2 separate regions of the Homo sapiens genome follow, and region 2 is linked to region 1. A link is a loop called in an ENCODE intact Hi-C map of the cell type or tissue named here. Cell type or tissue: GM12878. All regions are shown on one strand. Links, peaks and the distances in the headings refer to the core of each region. The heading gives the core; the rest is flanking DNA. Region 1 holds the start of LINC01148 (long intergenic non-protein coding RNA 1148). Region 2 has its middle 130 kb from the start of LINC02309.

Evidence for each region. A loop is a pair of places that touch in the nucleus more often than their neighbours do. Peaks named below come from ENCODE experiments on the same cell type or tissue, not always from the same donor. Only the 100,000 strongest peaks of a DNase experiment are listed, where the experiment ranks them.
Region 2: it touches region 1 in a loop (6-fold over the local background); 10 of 110 quality-filtered maps call a loop at or near these places.

What each region holds. Positions count from the first base shown.
Region 1 is chr14:86,899,052-86,907,072 of GRCh38, forward strand. LINC01148 (long intergenic non-protein coding RNA 1148) reads left to right here and starts at 6,727. Exons shown (of 5, transcript NR_038445.1): 1 at 6,727-6,998. In GM12878, for the core only: a CTCF peak has its summit at 4,660 (motif pointing left); no DNase peak of the experiment used is centred there.
Region 2 is chr14:86,457,662-86,465,682 of GRCh38, forward strand. No RefSeq gene overlaps it. Among named protein-coding and RNA genes, the nearest start is that of LINC02309, 130 kb to the left of the region's middle. In GM12878, for the core only: no CTCF peak of the experiment used is centred there; no DNase peak of the experiment used is centred there.

The DNA of each region.
Region 1 (8,021 bases), core at 1,567-6,566:
TGAGCCTCTGATGAGCTGCTTAATGTCAGCCTGGATGTCTGGATACAACACATCTATCCTGCCTCTGAAAATAGACTCACGGACTGAACCCTTTACTTTGGTCTTTTGGCTCCCAGACGTTTTGCTTTTTTCAGTCCCTGGTCTTTATGGGAACCCTGGTCTCTGGCATGTCAACAGTGTCTTAGGATCTCTAGTCCATCACTTCCACCCAGGTACGTGCCGCCTAATTCACTAGATTCCCTCTTGATGGACAAGATGTAGCCTAATAACATCTAGCCTTTCACAGTAATGTCTTATTCAACTCTGTACTGGTATCAATAATTTCTCTAGAAGCATATTTGGGATACAGGTATACTCATTTCCAAGGTTTTCTCGAATAACGAGCAGTGTAATGTAATGTATTTGTCAGGGTGAAATTACTAGGAAAAAAATGTTTCCTTCCTTCATTAAGTCATTCATTTAACTGTTTATTGTTAATTGAGCAATTACTAAGTGCCAGGTATTTGATTGATCTTTGAGGATTTAGATGTAATCTTAAATGAATATTGCCCTTTCCCTTGAAGATTTTGCATTCTATTGGCAAAGATACTAATCAAATTATCGATGTATAAATGACATTTAGCATGAAAAAGAGATAGAGAGCTCTGAAAGTATATAATGAGATAATTGTCCTTGTCAGAGAGCACTGTGACAATTATCCAGGGGAACTGTCACTAAAGAATGAAAAGGAATTAACCTGGTGAAAAAGAGATGGAAGAGCATCCTAATCAGAAGAACTAGTGGGGCAAAGGACTTCTCCAGGTGGGAGCAGAGTGAGCGCAAGAGAATAAACAAGGCCAGTGGGTTAGAGCAGAGAGGGGCATGTGCAACAAGGGAGACCAGTGAGGTGGTGCAGCTTACCATGAAGCATCGTAGCTTTAAGCATGGGGAGTTTCATAAATTTCCAAAGAGCATTAAGAAGCCATTGGAATGTTTTAAGCAAGGAGCAGGAATTGGGTTGTCACATATGCCTATTTGTATTTGGAAAATATCACTCAGCAGGTTGTGGATGAACCCTAGTACATAGGGGTGCATAGGTAAGAATGATTTTGAATTAATGCAACAAACAAATAATACTAGTTTGATCCAAGATGCTGACAATTACAAGGAGAGGGTATATACACAATGTATTTAGTGTTGGTTATAGGGGTAATCCAGAGCATGGCGTCTGGTAGTGCTAGTTGAGAAAAGAAAAACAAGAAGAAAAAAAACATTGAAGTGGGTTGAGGAGTAGAGAGCATATGCTCAATTTTGGTAAGTTTTTAAAATGTCTTTGAGACATTAAGAGGAATATGTAAAGTAACTGTTAAGATACATGGCTGGCGTTTGGAGGAGTCATCTCACTGTTTTTCAGATTTTGAAGTCATCTGTATATATGTGGTAACTGCATGGACATGAGTAAGATTGTCTAGGGAGGGTGCAGAAAAAGCAAATGACCAAGGACCAAGAATCAAGCTCTGATGAATGCCATAATGAAGCAGCCCAGGCTAGAAGGCTGGGTGGACAAAGGAGTCAGAGAAGCATGGGCTATACATGCATTATAACAAACGCCAGTAGCATGTCATGGCAGCCAAGTAATGGTAATATTTCAGAAGAAGCCGGTAATCCACAGTTTAAAATCGTGCTGAGAAATAAGGAATAGAGGACTAAAAATGTCAGGCAACATACAGGTCAGAGTGAGTATTGCTTTGATGGACAGACAAGACTACAAGCAAAGGTAAATGGATTGAAAAGTGTGAGGGAAGTGAGGAAGTGGGAAGAAGCAGGTAGAAAAATTTATTTAGAGAGACATGATTCTGCATGGATAACAAGTCAAAGTGATACCTGAAGGAGAGTAAATGTTGACTTATGTTTCTCTACATATTTATTTGAAATATTATATATATGTATGAATGTATGTATTTGAGCATCCTTAAGAACCAATACAAAAGAGAGGTTGAATATACCAAAGGAAGATTACTCTAAAGAGAGGAAGTGAAGAGAGAGAGAGAGAGTTCATTGGATTCCAAAGTACAAGTAGAAGAATGTTTCTGAAACATAAGAGATGGTCAGTATGTTATAATCGTATGGAAGGAGGATAGGGTGTGTCTTGAAGTAGCTGGTTTAGGAAAGAGAATCAATGTTTTTGGATTTTGACTAAGAGAAATGTATTGCTGATCTTAGAAAGGGTGGACTAGAGAGATCTATAGGCAGACTGAACTATTTGTAGATAATTAATATCATGGAACCTAGGCAGAGGTAATGAGAATATGTTGTAATTGGTACCCATGGGCACCAATGACCAATAAGAAACAGGCCAATGAGCCACACCTGTGTGTGCCAGACGGTATCTCTGAGTATACCTAACAATTCTGTAGTCAGTCACAAAGGAGAAAAAAGATTTTTTTACTTTTATGCAAAAATCTTCATTTGAATATTTACATGCAGTAGGAAAGGCACAAATGGAGAGTGAACATATCTAGATTTATGCATATTTTTAAACGAATGAACACAAAAGCAGAACTCTTGAGGCCATTTATGGCTTGGGCCCATAAACAGCAATGTGTCACCTCCCTTGTTGATTATATTGAGCCCCAGAGTTAGCCCTGTTTCAAGGGAAGGGACCACATTCGTGTGTGAACCCCAGGGACCTTGCTTCATTAGAAACCACCAATGCAACAGGCTATCCCGGGAGGTTCTAGTTGAGACAGTTCTAGTATAGGGAAGGCCTCTCTGAGAAAAGACCTGAAGCAAAAGTGGATATAAAAGAGCAAGTCATGAAAAGATGTCGGGGGAAGCTTCTGAGCCAACAGAACAGCAAGTAGAATGGCCTGAAAGTGGGACAGTACTGTATGTACAAGGATTGGAAAGATGACTATGAATACAGTGGAAGGAATAAGTACAAGAGTGATAAGAAATAAGGTCAGAAAGAGAGATAGGTTCATATTATGAAGAGTCTTAACGAGCATGGACAGAAGATTACATTTCATAATTTTTCCAGTAGGAAATAATTAAAGAGTATAGGACAAAGAAGTCACACAATTTGATTTTTTAAAAGTCATTCATCTTCTGTGTGAATTGATTGACTGGGGCAAGAGTGGAAGCAGGGAAGTGAGTTAGGAGTTAATTGTTGCCTTCTTCGTGAGAACAATGCAAGAATTGGTTGTGGTGGTGACAGAGGATTAAGAGATAGATTCTTGGGAATATTTTGCAGGCAAAACTGACAAGACTTGGTAATGAATGTGATATGGATTTTCAGGCAGAGAGAGTCATGATCTGAGCATGAATAACAAAGTCAGGATGATGCCATTTATAGATATGGAGAAGGCCGGAGGCACTGGTTGGTGGGAGCTTGAGAAATCAAGAGATCTATTTTGGACTTGTGAAGTTGAGATGCTTATTCAACATTCAAATGAATGTGAAAACGAATGTTACAACTCAGGGACTGAAGAGAGTCCAAAACATTAATCTGGTCTCTACTGCCATTGGACAATATGATATCCCTTAGGGAAGGAGTATAAATTGGTTAAGACTAACATAGAAGATAGAGATTTTGAGGTCAGAAAGAGGACGAAGGACCCACAAACGAGACTAAGGGAGAGTAGACAGAACTCTTATCCAGTCGCATTAACAAAAACTTTAGCTGCAGGGAGAGCTTGAGTCAGATGAAGGAGGCACCAGTTGCAGGGAGACAAATTAGGAGGCTTTTGTAATGACACAGGGGAGAGATAACAGACTTAAATTTAGGCAGTAGAAGCGGGAGGGGGAGGGAAATTTTGGAATCATTCAGGAAGAGAAATAACAGGATTCTGTGCCTTACAATATATGAAAGTTATGCTGAAGCTTTCCTATTAAATTTTTTTCTGCATTGATTAGGGATTTAAGTCTCTGAGATCAAATAATTCTCTTAACTGAAGATTCAGTCATTTGAAAATTATGAAAATGACATAGAACATGGTTTGTATGGAAACACTGAATGAAAGAGCAGTGGAGTGGCTGCTCTTGTAACACAGAAAGAGACAAAACCATTGAAATACAGTTTCTTTGGTACAGATTAGGATGCATCAGGCAAATCCAGATATCATCCATCTGCTTTCTTTGAAAACAGTCAAAGGTGCTTCAAGACTTTCTTCTAGTCTTATTTTGATTGCTTATAGTCTTCTAAAAACCAATCTGCAAAAGAGAAAAGTCAGTGAGAACTCATTACTACACCTCTATTTTGTTACTGCTAGTATGAACATTGGTACTTTAGAAAATACTTTGATTAGGCCAGGCGCGGTGGCTCACGCCTGTAATCCCAGCACTTTGGGAGGCCGAAGCGGGAGGATCACGAGGTCAGAAATCGAGATCATTCTGCTAACACTGGGAAACACCGTCTCTACTAAAAATACAAAAAATTAGCTGGGCGTGGTGGCGAGCGCCTGTAGTCCCAGCTACTCGGGAGGCTGAGACAGGAGAATGACGTGAACGCGGGAGGTGGAGCTTGCAGTGAGCTGAGATTGTGCCATTGCACTCCAGCCTGGGCAACAGAGCGAGACTCTGTCTCAAAAAGAAAAAAAAAGAGAAAAGAAAAAAATACTTTTGATTTTACTTTGTATTAAATAAACTCCTGCTGCCCCCTAGTGGCAATTTATTGGGGAACAGAATCTCTGGGTCTATTGTCTGTTTTGCGGCAGAAACATGTATTGGCAACACCAATGTGGTACATAGAAGATTATCCCCCACATTAAGGCATTTTATAGACATCACAACAATGACCTTGTATTCATAATTGCATAACACAGTGGTTTGTCTGTTATCATTGCAATTAATGGAACTCAATCTGGGATTGTTCAAATGATGGCACCACAAGCCATTTGGCAATTGGAAGTCAGTCATTTCCTGATATGGCCTAGTAATTAGTTACTCGAATTACTTAAATTCTGAGTCTTTTTACACGCAACCAAGGCATCATCATCATGTGAACACCTGTGTTTACTCGACCTTGAGTAGACATAATAGCAAAAGAGTCTGTCCCCTATGAAGTTTAAAAATCCAGGCCGCGTGTTTCAATTCCTTATTTCCTGTCCCATCTTTGAACTCTTCCCAGGTTTATCGATTGTAGGAAATGCCATTCCCTTCAGGAGAAACCCAACTCCCAATCATACTGTTGGGGTATTCGCCTTTGGCCTAAAGGACACAATCACATCACAACACAATAATCCAAGTTTAGTGTTTGCTCAGTCTAGTTCCTTTTCATAGTCTCTTTAGGGTTGAAATAAAGAACAGCCTTCATCACTTTCCTAAGATTCTTCCATCACAGCTTCTCATTTACAAACAGCTGCTCAAAAACAGCTATATACAACTCCATTAGAAAAGTCTAAAATTTAAAAACAGAAGAAAAGTGTTTTAAATCAAACAAAGGTACTATTTTTCCCAAACAGGCATATAAAATTTGCACTTATTTTATATTGAAAGATACATGCAACTTCATTTACCCGGCAGAACAATAATTTGTATGGCAAACATATCTCTGTGTCTGGAATTGGTTGGTTCTTGGTCTGACTTCAAGAGTGAAGCCACCACCCTTGCGGTGAGTGTTACAGTTCTTAAAGACGGCGTGTCCAGAGTTTGTTCCTTCTGAAGTTCGGATGTGTTCGGAGTTTCTTCCTTCTGGTGGGTTCGTGGTCTCCCCGGCTCAGGAGTGAAGCTGCACACCTTCCCAGTGTGTGTTACAACTCTTAAGACGGCGCGTCTGGAGTTGTTCCTTTCTCCCGGTGGGTTTGTGGTCTCGGTGGCTTCAGGAGTGAAACTGCAGACCTTCGCAGTGAGTGTTCCAGCTCATAAAGGCAGTGTGGACCCAAAGAATGAGCAGCAGCAAGATTTACTGCAGAGTGAGAGAACAACGCTCCCACAATGCAGAAGGAGACCCCAACGGTTGCCACTGCTAGGTCAGGCAGCCTGCTTTTATTCTCTTATCTGGCCTCATCCACATCCTGCTGATTGGTCCATTTTACAGAGAGCCGATTGGTCTGTTTTACAGAGAGCTGATTGGTCCGTTTTGACAGGGTGCTGATTGGTGCATTTACAATCCCTGAGCTAGACACAAAAGTTCTCCACGTCCCCACTAGATTAGCTAGATACAGAGTGCTGACTGGTGTATTTACAAACCCTCAGCTAGACACAAAGTGCTGATTGGTGCATTTACAAACCTTGAGCTAGATACAGAGTGCCAATTGGTGTATTCACAATCCCTTAACTAGACATAAAGATTCTCAAGTCCCCACTTGACTCAGGAGCCCAGCTGGCTTCACCTGGTGGATCTCCCACTGGGGCCCCAGGTGGAGGTGCTTACCAGCCCCGCGCCGTGCGCCCGCACTCCTCAGCCCTTGGGCGGTTGATGGGACCAGGCGCCTTGGAGCAGGAGGCGGCGTTCGTCCGGGAGACTCAGGCCGCGCAGGAGCCCACGGCGTCGTCGGGGCGGGGAGACTCAGGCATGGCAGGCTACAGGTCCCAAGCCCTGCCCCGCGGGGGAGCAGCTAAGGCCCAGCGAGAAATCGAGCGCAGCGCCGGTGGGCCAGCATTGCTGGGGGAACCGGCGCACCCTCCACAGCTGCTGGCCAGGATGCTAAGCCCCTCACTACCAGGGGCCGGCAGGGCCGGCTGGCCGCTCCGAGTGCGCGGCCCGCCAAGCCCACGCCCACCCGGAACTCTAGCTGGCCCGCAAGCGCAGCACGCAGCCCCGGTTCCCGCCCGTGCCTCTCCCTCCACACCTCCCTGCAGGCTGAGGGAGCCGGCTCCGGTCTCGGCCATCCCAGGAAGGGGCTCCCACAGTGCAGCGGCGGGCTGAAGGGCTCCTCAAGCGTGGCCAGAGTGGGCGCCAAGGCCGAGGAGGCGCCAAGAGGGAGCGAGGGCTGTGAGGACTGACAGCACGCTGTCACCTCGTCTCTACTTAGGTGAATGATGCCTTTGGCCTGCTTATGTCTTCCATAGCCACAATGGTGAGTACTTGTTTTCTACTCAGCTAATAAGAAAATAAGTTTTGGCGGTTTTCTGAGAGCAAAAGTATTTATTGCTTGCCCAAGATAAATCGACCTCTAAAGAGACAGAAACTATTTTAAAACAGTTTTAAAAACAACATTTTTCCGTTTACACAGAAAGTTTTAGTGTCAATTTCACCCCCTCCCCAAATACTATACCCTTTATAAATTATGGGTGTTTGTTTTTGTTTTTGTTTTTTGTTGTTGGTGGTGGTTGGTTGGTTGGTTTGTTTTGTGCCTCTTACTCTTAAAGTATGGTCATTTAGGAAGTCTATGTAATTTTGTGTCCCCTGATTGCCCCCTCTTAGAAAATTGAAATTCTTCAAGGTGGAAGAAACAACATATCTATATTTGTAATCCAAGTATCTAGAGATAACCTGGCTTATAGTAGGTGATCAGTAAAAGTTTGTTGAATAGAACCAAAAAAAGAGGAATATAGATGATACTGATATTAAAAATAAAATAAAAATGACATCCACTGAGTGTTAGGATATCACCGAGGGAAACCCCAGAAGATTATTTAGTATTGATTGACAAAAATTAACATTTCTAAATGATGCTTTGAATTAAGGATTCTTGGTCTATTCATGACAAGTCTTCCAATGTGAATTTATATCTCAAAATATTACATAACCTGTAAAGCTGAATCCATGAATGTGAAGTCCAGCTAAATTTGAGACTGATTCTAAATACAGTGGTAGAGTATGCAGTTTGCTATTGTTGTCTTCTGTCTTTCATAACAAAATAATTTATTTTCTTCCTATATTGGTCAGGAATATCCTGTCAAGAAGGGAGGTTATCTAATTGTTGAAATATCAACATTTTAAAAGAAGACTCCAGAAAAGAGGGTAATGCTAAACATAAAGTCATGTTATGATAATGAAGGTACTTCAGGTGCATTATGGAGCACATGTTGAGAAGGGGTTTTTGGCAAATAATGTCCCTCAATTATAAGACGTGGGCATCACTTGATCACATCAAATG
Region 2 (8,021 bases), core at 1,864-6,863, 440 kb before region 1:
GATAGGAATCAACTTTGGCACCTCACAATATTGTGGCTGGTTTTGTTTGTCAAATTATCATTGGACTTGAAAGTCTAATGTGACATTTGCATTTGTGCAACATATCATTTGCAGAAGTGGTGTCTGGATTTTAGTAACTTACAGTATATAGGCCATCAGGATATCCTATCCCTTCTAGACATGGTGTTCCATTTGTAATAAGCTATGTGGTTGAAGATAAATGATGGGGTTCAAAGTAAACTAAATACATTATTTTGGCAGAATTCCTTTGAGTAACAGTTGTGCAATACTGTTCAAATTGGAAACTGCCAGAATATTTTCTTTTTTTTTTTCTTTAAAAAGTGTGACAGGCTTCCTCCCTCTGTGCCATATTTTGATTTTTAGTCTGATGTGGTCTGCTGTTATTCGACTGCTTATATTTGCTTCACAATGAGATGCTGCCACATCATAAAATACATCTGCGTAAAAGATTCATCATAAATAAAGCACTTTACATAATAACAATAGAAAAACTTCTTTCCCAGGGGAGTTGGTATAGAGTGGATGGAGATGCTTATGGATAAGGTGCTACAAGAAAACATGGGTACACTCACATAGGGGTTAGTAGAAGATAACAGTACCTTACTCCAATGTCTGCCTTCCTGAACGCAGATCACCTGAAATGTTAAGAAAGTGATGAGAACTCCTTGATTTATTCAAAACATCTGACTCCAAAAGACAAAAATAGGGGAATTTCAAGTCCTTAAGAAAAAGTGTTTTTGCCTGTTTAATAAAGGTGAAGTTTTAAGTATGTTATGAATTCTAATGCCCATAAAAGTGGAAGTGTCTTTGTTATTTTGTCTACCTATAGATATCTAGATGCAGATATAAATATAGATCTAGATAATATAGACGTAGACACACTTACTACAGTCTGATATGCCTCATGCAAGTTCACAGTAGAGACTGTGACAGCGACACTCTCGGGACTCTTGTCTTCTTCATACATTGTTATAAGAAAATGGGCTGTTCTTAAAGCTGAGATCTGAAAATGTCTTAAGCAGGACTAGGTGTCCTTTTTTGGCCATGATGATTAATAAACAGTCCTGAAATACACAGGTTTTCCTGCAGGCGCACCCGTAATCAGAAGCCCAGCAGCAACCAGCCTGAGGCATTTGTCTTTCATTCATGTGGATGCAAGTATACACTGTTGTTGAGGATGCTGGCATCTTTTTCAAAATTGTATTTTAAATTTTGAATAATATTTTCACATTTCATTTCATTGTCTCCTGTCTCTTCTCCTTCCTCTCTTTGGGGAATGTTTAGCCAGAAACAGGAAGGCTGGTAATAAGGAAAATAAGACTCTAATCCATACGTGTATTTTTGTTAATTTAAGGAATGGCTTCATTTGTTTACTATCTTCTCTTTCATGTTTCTCTGCCAGGGAATTTAAAAATCTTCTATTTAGATTTCCAAATCAGATACCTGGATGTCATCTTGATTTATATTCTCTTCCAGTTAACCCTTGCATTCAGTCAGTTACCAAGTACAGGTAGATCTTCTTTCCAATCTTTCTCCTTTTAGTGTCCTTCCTAGAAGTGGAACTAAAATGGGCATCTTTGATGAAAAGGTATGACAGCCATTGATACTTGGGCCATCTTAGCTGTAGAAGCATCTAAATTACCTGCAGTTGAGATGATGCATGGACAGATTATTACAAATCGAATCACTTCTGTATTTATAAGGACAATAAGCAAAATTACCCTGCTAATCAGGCATGCTAATCATTGGGAAAATTTTATATTTAGGAAACATCTAGATCTCTACTATATATAATACATAACTCTTTTTAAGTAACATTTATACACACATGCACAAAAGAGCCTAGGCTGAAAATTTGCAAATGAAATTCATTATTGTTAGCAAAGATTTCTATCTCCAATACACTACACAAAACTTTGTGTAATTATATAATGTATATTGACCAATAAGATAATGTGACACTATTGTATTATTCCTTATTCATTCGATAAATTGTGTCTGCTTCATTTGCGGTAGATAGCTTTGTTTTGAGAAAATTTTATTGAGGATATTTTGTTTCTTTTTTGCAAATATGTGAACCAAGGGAAACGCAGAAAGGGTATGCCCCAATTCTATTCCCAGGTACATACCAACAAGTCCAAGCTCCTCTTTCCATTAATGGCCAGCAGATACAGCTTTGGACTAATATAATAAATACAGAAAAGAATATAAGTTGACTCTTGGATCTTTTTCTAAAATGGAAGTCTTACATTAAAGGTGATAATATGGTTAGCACCAAAATACATGTGTAGTTCTCTACTAAGCAGTGTAGATTACATAAGGGTTTCTCAGTCTTGGCACTATTAACATTTAGGGCCAGATAATTTTATTGAGGTGGGGCAGTATCCTGCTTATTATAGGACATTTAGAAGCACCACTGAATGCTACCCACCAGATGCCAGTTGCATCTACCTCCATGATGACATAAAAAACTTCTTCAGACATTGGCAAATGTCTGCTGAGGCACAAAAACAAGTTGACAACGACGAATTTATGTCAAAGTAGGAAATAGTCTCAGTCTACAAAAAGCCCATAAACTCACTGTGGAAAGACAACATACATATACAGCTGGGTGCGGTGGCTTACGCCTGTAATCCCAGCACTTTGGGAGGCCGAGGCGGGTGGATCACAAGGTCAGGAGATCGAGACCATCCTGGCTAACACAGTGAAACCCCGTCTCTACTAAAAATATGAAAAATTAGCCAGGCTTGGTGCCACATGACTGTAGTCCCTGCTACCCAGGAGGCTGAAGCAGGAGAATCGCTTGAACCTGGGAGGTGGAGGTTGCAGTGAGCTGAGATCACACACCACTGCACTCCAGCCTGGATGACAGAGTGAGACTCCATCTCAAACAAAACAAAACAAAACAAAAAACAAAAAGGCAACATACATATACAAATACACCAATTATGTTAATGTACAATATATGTACAATTGCTCTTAACAAATCCTAGTCCATATAGATATGAAGCCACATATGTCAACCTAGAGATTACAAATATTAAAGGATAAAAGGAGAGCAAGTTGGGAGTTCACCATGCCTTGGGCTGTGATGCAATACTTCTCAAACTTTAGAGTATGTGTCTGAATCACCTGGAAAGCTCCTTAAAACCCAAATCACTGGACTCTACCCCCCCAAGTTCTGACTCATTTGGCCTGAGTGAAGGCCTAGAAATTACAACTCTAACAAGTTCTCAGGTGAAATTGATGCTGTGCATCCCAGACACATTATGAGAACCACTGAGTTAAGAAATCAATAAGTTAAAAGGATAGCTTAAATGAAAAAAACTTATGCTTCAACACTTGTATAAAATTAGCCCTGAAATGGAAGAAATGAGGGCTTTAATCAGTGTATTAGTTCATTTTCAATCTACTGATAAAGACATACCCAAGACTGGGAAATTTACAAAGAAAAGAGGTTTAATGAACTTACTGTTCCACATGGCCAAGGAGGCCTCACAATCATGGTTGTAAACAAGGAGGAGAAAGTCATATCTTGGATGGTGGCAAGCAAAGAGAGAGAACTTGTGCAGGGAAACTCCCATTTTTAAAAGCATCAGATCTCGTGAGACTTATTCACTATCTGAGAACAGCATGGGGAAGACCCGCCCCCATAATTCAATTATCTCCCACCAGTTCCCTCCCACAACACGTGGGAATTATGAGAGCTACAAGACAAGATTTGGATGGGGACACAGAGCCAAACCATATCAATCAGTAAATATATGAATATATTATTCACAATGTTTACAACTGTATGCTCCAGGTACATAATGCAACTTTATCTCTGAAAATATTATTAACGTAAACACTGTATACATGTTATATCCAACTCAGGTTCTGAGAAAACTGGAAAGAACCCAGCGCATTATAGGAATTCAATAAAGGTTGACTCATAAAATTAATTGCCTAAAGTTTCAAAGGCATGTTCTTTCTGCTGTGATTTAAAGCATAGTTTGCTTTCTACATTGCTATTGTGGGAATATTTTCATTCACTACACCCTTGAATTATTTGTGTTCATTTTATAGGGTAGGTAGGAGCATACCTATTTTTGTCTTAAACTCAGTCTAACTCTTCTAACAGGAAAGAAGCCACAAACATCATTCTCCTCAGAGCTGGCCATTGCTGGGCAATGGATGAAATCCTGTGTACAATTTGCTAGTCTCTTTAGTAAGTCGTGTTTTTGTCTTCTTGGAATCCTCCCTTCCTTGGTAGTTATAGTTATTTTGTGGACTCTACATGCCTGCCTCCTCACCCAAAATCTTCTAGGAAACAATGAAAATAATTTGCCCAGTGTTGGTTAGATGTTTAATAACTGACTAAAATTACCAAGCTTATTTGACATGAAGTATTGACAAAAGATGTCTCTCATTTAGGGGATATTTTCAACTTAAGACTGTTGGCAGTTTTCTGCACAGGTCTCTCTGTTCTGCTTGGTGTTTCACTTCTTATAATATCATCTGCCTCTCCATTCATTTCATCAACATGTCTGTCATCAAATGATCCCTGTATTAGTACATTCTCACACTGCTATAAAGATACTACCTGAGACTGGGTAATTCACAAAGGAAAGAGGTTTAATTGACTCACACTTCGGCATGGCTGGGGAGCCCTCAGCATACTTGCAATTTTGGCAGAAAGTTTAGGAGAAGCAAACACCTTCTCCACAAGGTGGCAGGAGAGAGAGAGAGTGAAGGGGAAATATGATCCAATCACCTCCCACCAGGTCTCTCCCTGGACACATGGGGATTACAATTCAAGATGAGATTTGGGTGGGGACACAAAGCCAAACCATATTAATCCCCCTCCTTTATGGACTACACCCTTATTTCTTAAAACTCCTATGCTAGCCATGCTCAGCAAAATGACTCATGGCTCTCCTCATTAACCAGAAACCCCAGACACAATTCTATTAAAGCTATGTTCTTACCTCTTAATCAAATTTAAACCATTTCTCAGGCTCTTTCCTAGACTTTTCTTTTACATAAATTCAGTGGCCATAGGCCCTGGATTATTTTGGAATCACTTGGTTTTTCCAATCTGTTGCCTTCATGATAATCTTTCAACCATTATTTCCAAAGTAGATTCCACGAGACTTTTCTTAAAAGATACACATTGTATCTTTTTATATAGGATTTATAAAGGAATCAGTTTTAATCCTTGGTCACACTCTGCTTTGCATTATTTACTGTGTGTGAGCCTTCTCTTTGCAAAAGGATTGTGGACTAGCTCTGATCAAGGCCTATATTTTACACACAGTTTTTATAGCATCTTGCTCATTGCACAGTTAAGAGTTTAGTAAACATTTGCCAATTCAGTAAGTGCAACTCTCAACTATATTTGCATTAAATTTTAGTTCTTCTTCATTTAAATAAATGAGGTACCAATAATAATCAAATGAGGGAAGATTTTTTGGATCAGAACTAATTCCAGATCACCATTATATTACTTCATTAAATCTGTCTACATGTATACTTAGTCCTGGGTGCTTACATATTATTTAATTAGTGCTTCTATGTTTCATATAGGATAGAGCTTTTCATTATTTTAATTTCTTAGTAGTTAACTTTGCAGTCTAGATTGAGCCCTTCCCTATGCTTGAATATCAGTTGTTTGCATGTGTGTGTGCATGGGTATGCACATTACCGATAGATGAAAGATGAAAAGGGTGAAAGGGGAGGGAATCTCAACATCCATGGGAGGATCCAGGAATGTTTGGACTGCAAAGTAGAGCTTGGAAACATTTGTCTCATGTAGACTTGGGTTTAGATTTAATGAGATAATTTTCCACCTAGGATTTACTGGCTTTCAGACCCTTGGGGAGCTTTATGTTTTAGGCAGTGAATTGTCTGACCAAGATTGATAATCTGATTTATTACAAATATTATTCTACACAAACGTTAGAAATTTAAGTGGAATATCATCTAGGGCTGGCTTTCTGCCAATTTGGAAAAAGAATAATAATGAAGTGAATGTTTAGTATTTATTGCAGTAGGCTTATCATCAAAGCTGACTGAGTAGACAGCAATAGAAAATTCCATCCCAGAGTTTCTCCCGTAAATGATTACTCTGAGGTATTATTTTGGATATCAAAATCTACTGGTGGCAAGGTTATACGTTTTTTTAAAAAAGGAATGAACTGAAAAACAGTATGGTATAGTTCAACAATTACTGGAATAGAAGTTTGTTTTCTACTCACTCGCGAGATGTCTCATTGCTCTGCATATATCTACCCACCTTTATCCTAGGATAGTTATAATATAGGTCCTATCAATAACATAAGCTTTCTGGAATAATCAGTGAAAATGTCTGTGGTCATGCAAGACAAAATATATTTATTGTGAATTAACATAACTTGCACACAACATTGGATGGCCTATTTTTAATCAGGAAATAACTATAGTGGGCAAAAGGCTTTGTCAGTTCCAAAGAACACAGTCCACAGTAGTCATTGTAGTAAAATAGGCAAGTAATTAAGCAGAAAAAACTTATTAGAATCCATAAGCTTGGTACTAAAAGCAATCTGGCTGCTGGGTCTTGATAAATAAAACCCCCTCCCAAATGCAGATGGCCAGGCAGAAACTCTTTGGATGCGGTTCTATTTAAATTTGACAGCCTATTTGAAAGTGACTGCCTGAGATCCACACCCCAAATTTAATTACCACTGCATCTGTTGTGATGCGGCTTGTGATGAACAAGCTGCCACTACTATGTTGTTGTAGAGGTTGTTGCCTCCCCTCATTTATCCTCAGGCAGTGGCTTCACACGCAGTCTGGCTGGCCATCACGCTTAGCCTGTTAGATTCCTGCCAGGCTTCATCTTGCAGCAAATACTGGCTGTTGGCTGAAACAGAAGCTGAGAGAGCGGTTCCTGTTACCCATCCGCCAGTCTCTCTCTGCAGGAGTGGGGAAATAGTAGGAGCAACACTGACTCAGTCACAAAATGTGTTCAGTCATCAATCCAACTGCATGATCTTCCTGAATGGTTTTGCCAGTTGCCAATTTTATGATGATCTGTGAGAGCGTTTGGTTATCTTTCCCCCTTCCCTCTTTTCCTCCCTCCCCCTTTCTTCTCTTTCCTTCTCCTCCTCTTTCTTTCTTTCTTTTTTTTTTCTTGATTTCATAGGCAGTTCCTTATTTTCTATATACATATACATAGACTAAGTAGGCACTTAGGAAATTTTTAACTTCCTATTTCACCTTTCTGTTTTTTAACTTCCTGATACCATTTGTTTTGACATTAAAGGACACCTTGCCTCTTTGGCTGTCCAATACATAATTTAGCTACACAAGGGACACAGCCTATTTAATGAGGCTTTTTTATTCATTTCCAATCAGGTCCTAATTCCAGGACAAAGTTTATTAAGCCTGGATTCCTAAAATCATCCGAAAGTTATCAGAAAGACTTCATTTCTATTCATAGTCCTACTCTAAGAAGTATTTTTGGCAATGAATCCCAGCATAACACTGCACCAAGATGCTGCATCAAGATACTGTAATCCCAGCTACTTGGGAGGCTGAGGCATGGGAATCACTGGAATCCGGGAAGTGGAGGTTTCAGTGAGCCGAGATCATGCCACTGTACTGCAGCCTGGGCCACAGAGCGAGACTCTGTCTCAGGAAAAAAAAAATACTGTATCCAAAAAAAAGAGAAAGAAATAAAGGAAGCAAGAGAGAAGGAAGGAAGGGAGGGAGGGAGGGAGGAAGGAAGAAAGGAAGGAAGGAAGGAAGGGAGGGAGGGAGGGAGGGAGGGAGGAAGGAAGGAAGAAAGGAAGGGAGGGAAGGAGGGAGGGAGGGAGGGAGGGAGGGAGGAAGGAAGGAAAGAAGGAAGGAAGGAAGGGAGGGAGGGAGGGAGGGAGGGAGGGAGGGAGAGGGAGGAAGGAAGGAAGGAAGGAAGGAAGGAAGGAAGGAAGGAAGGAAGGAAGGAAGGAAGAAAAAAAAAGGGAAATGAACCATCGGGA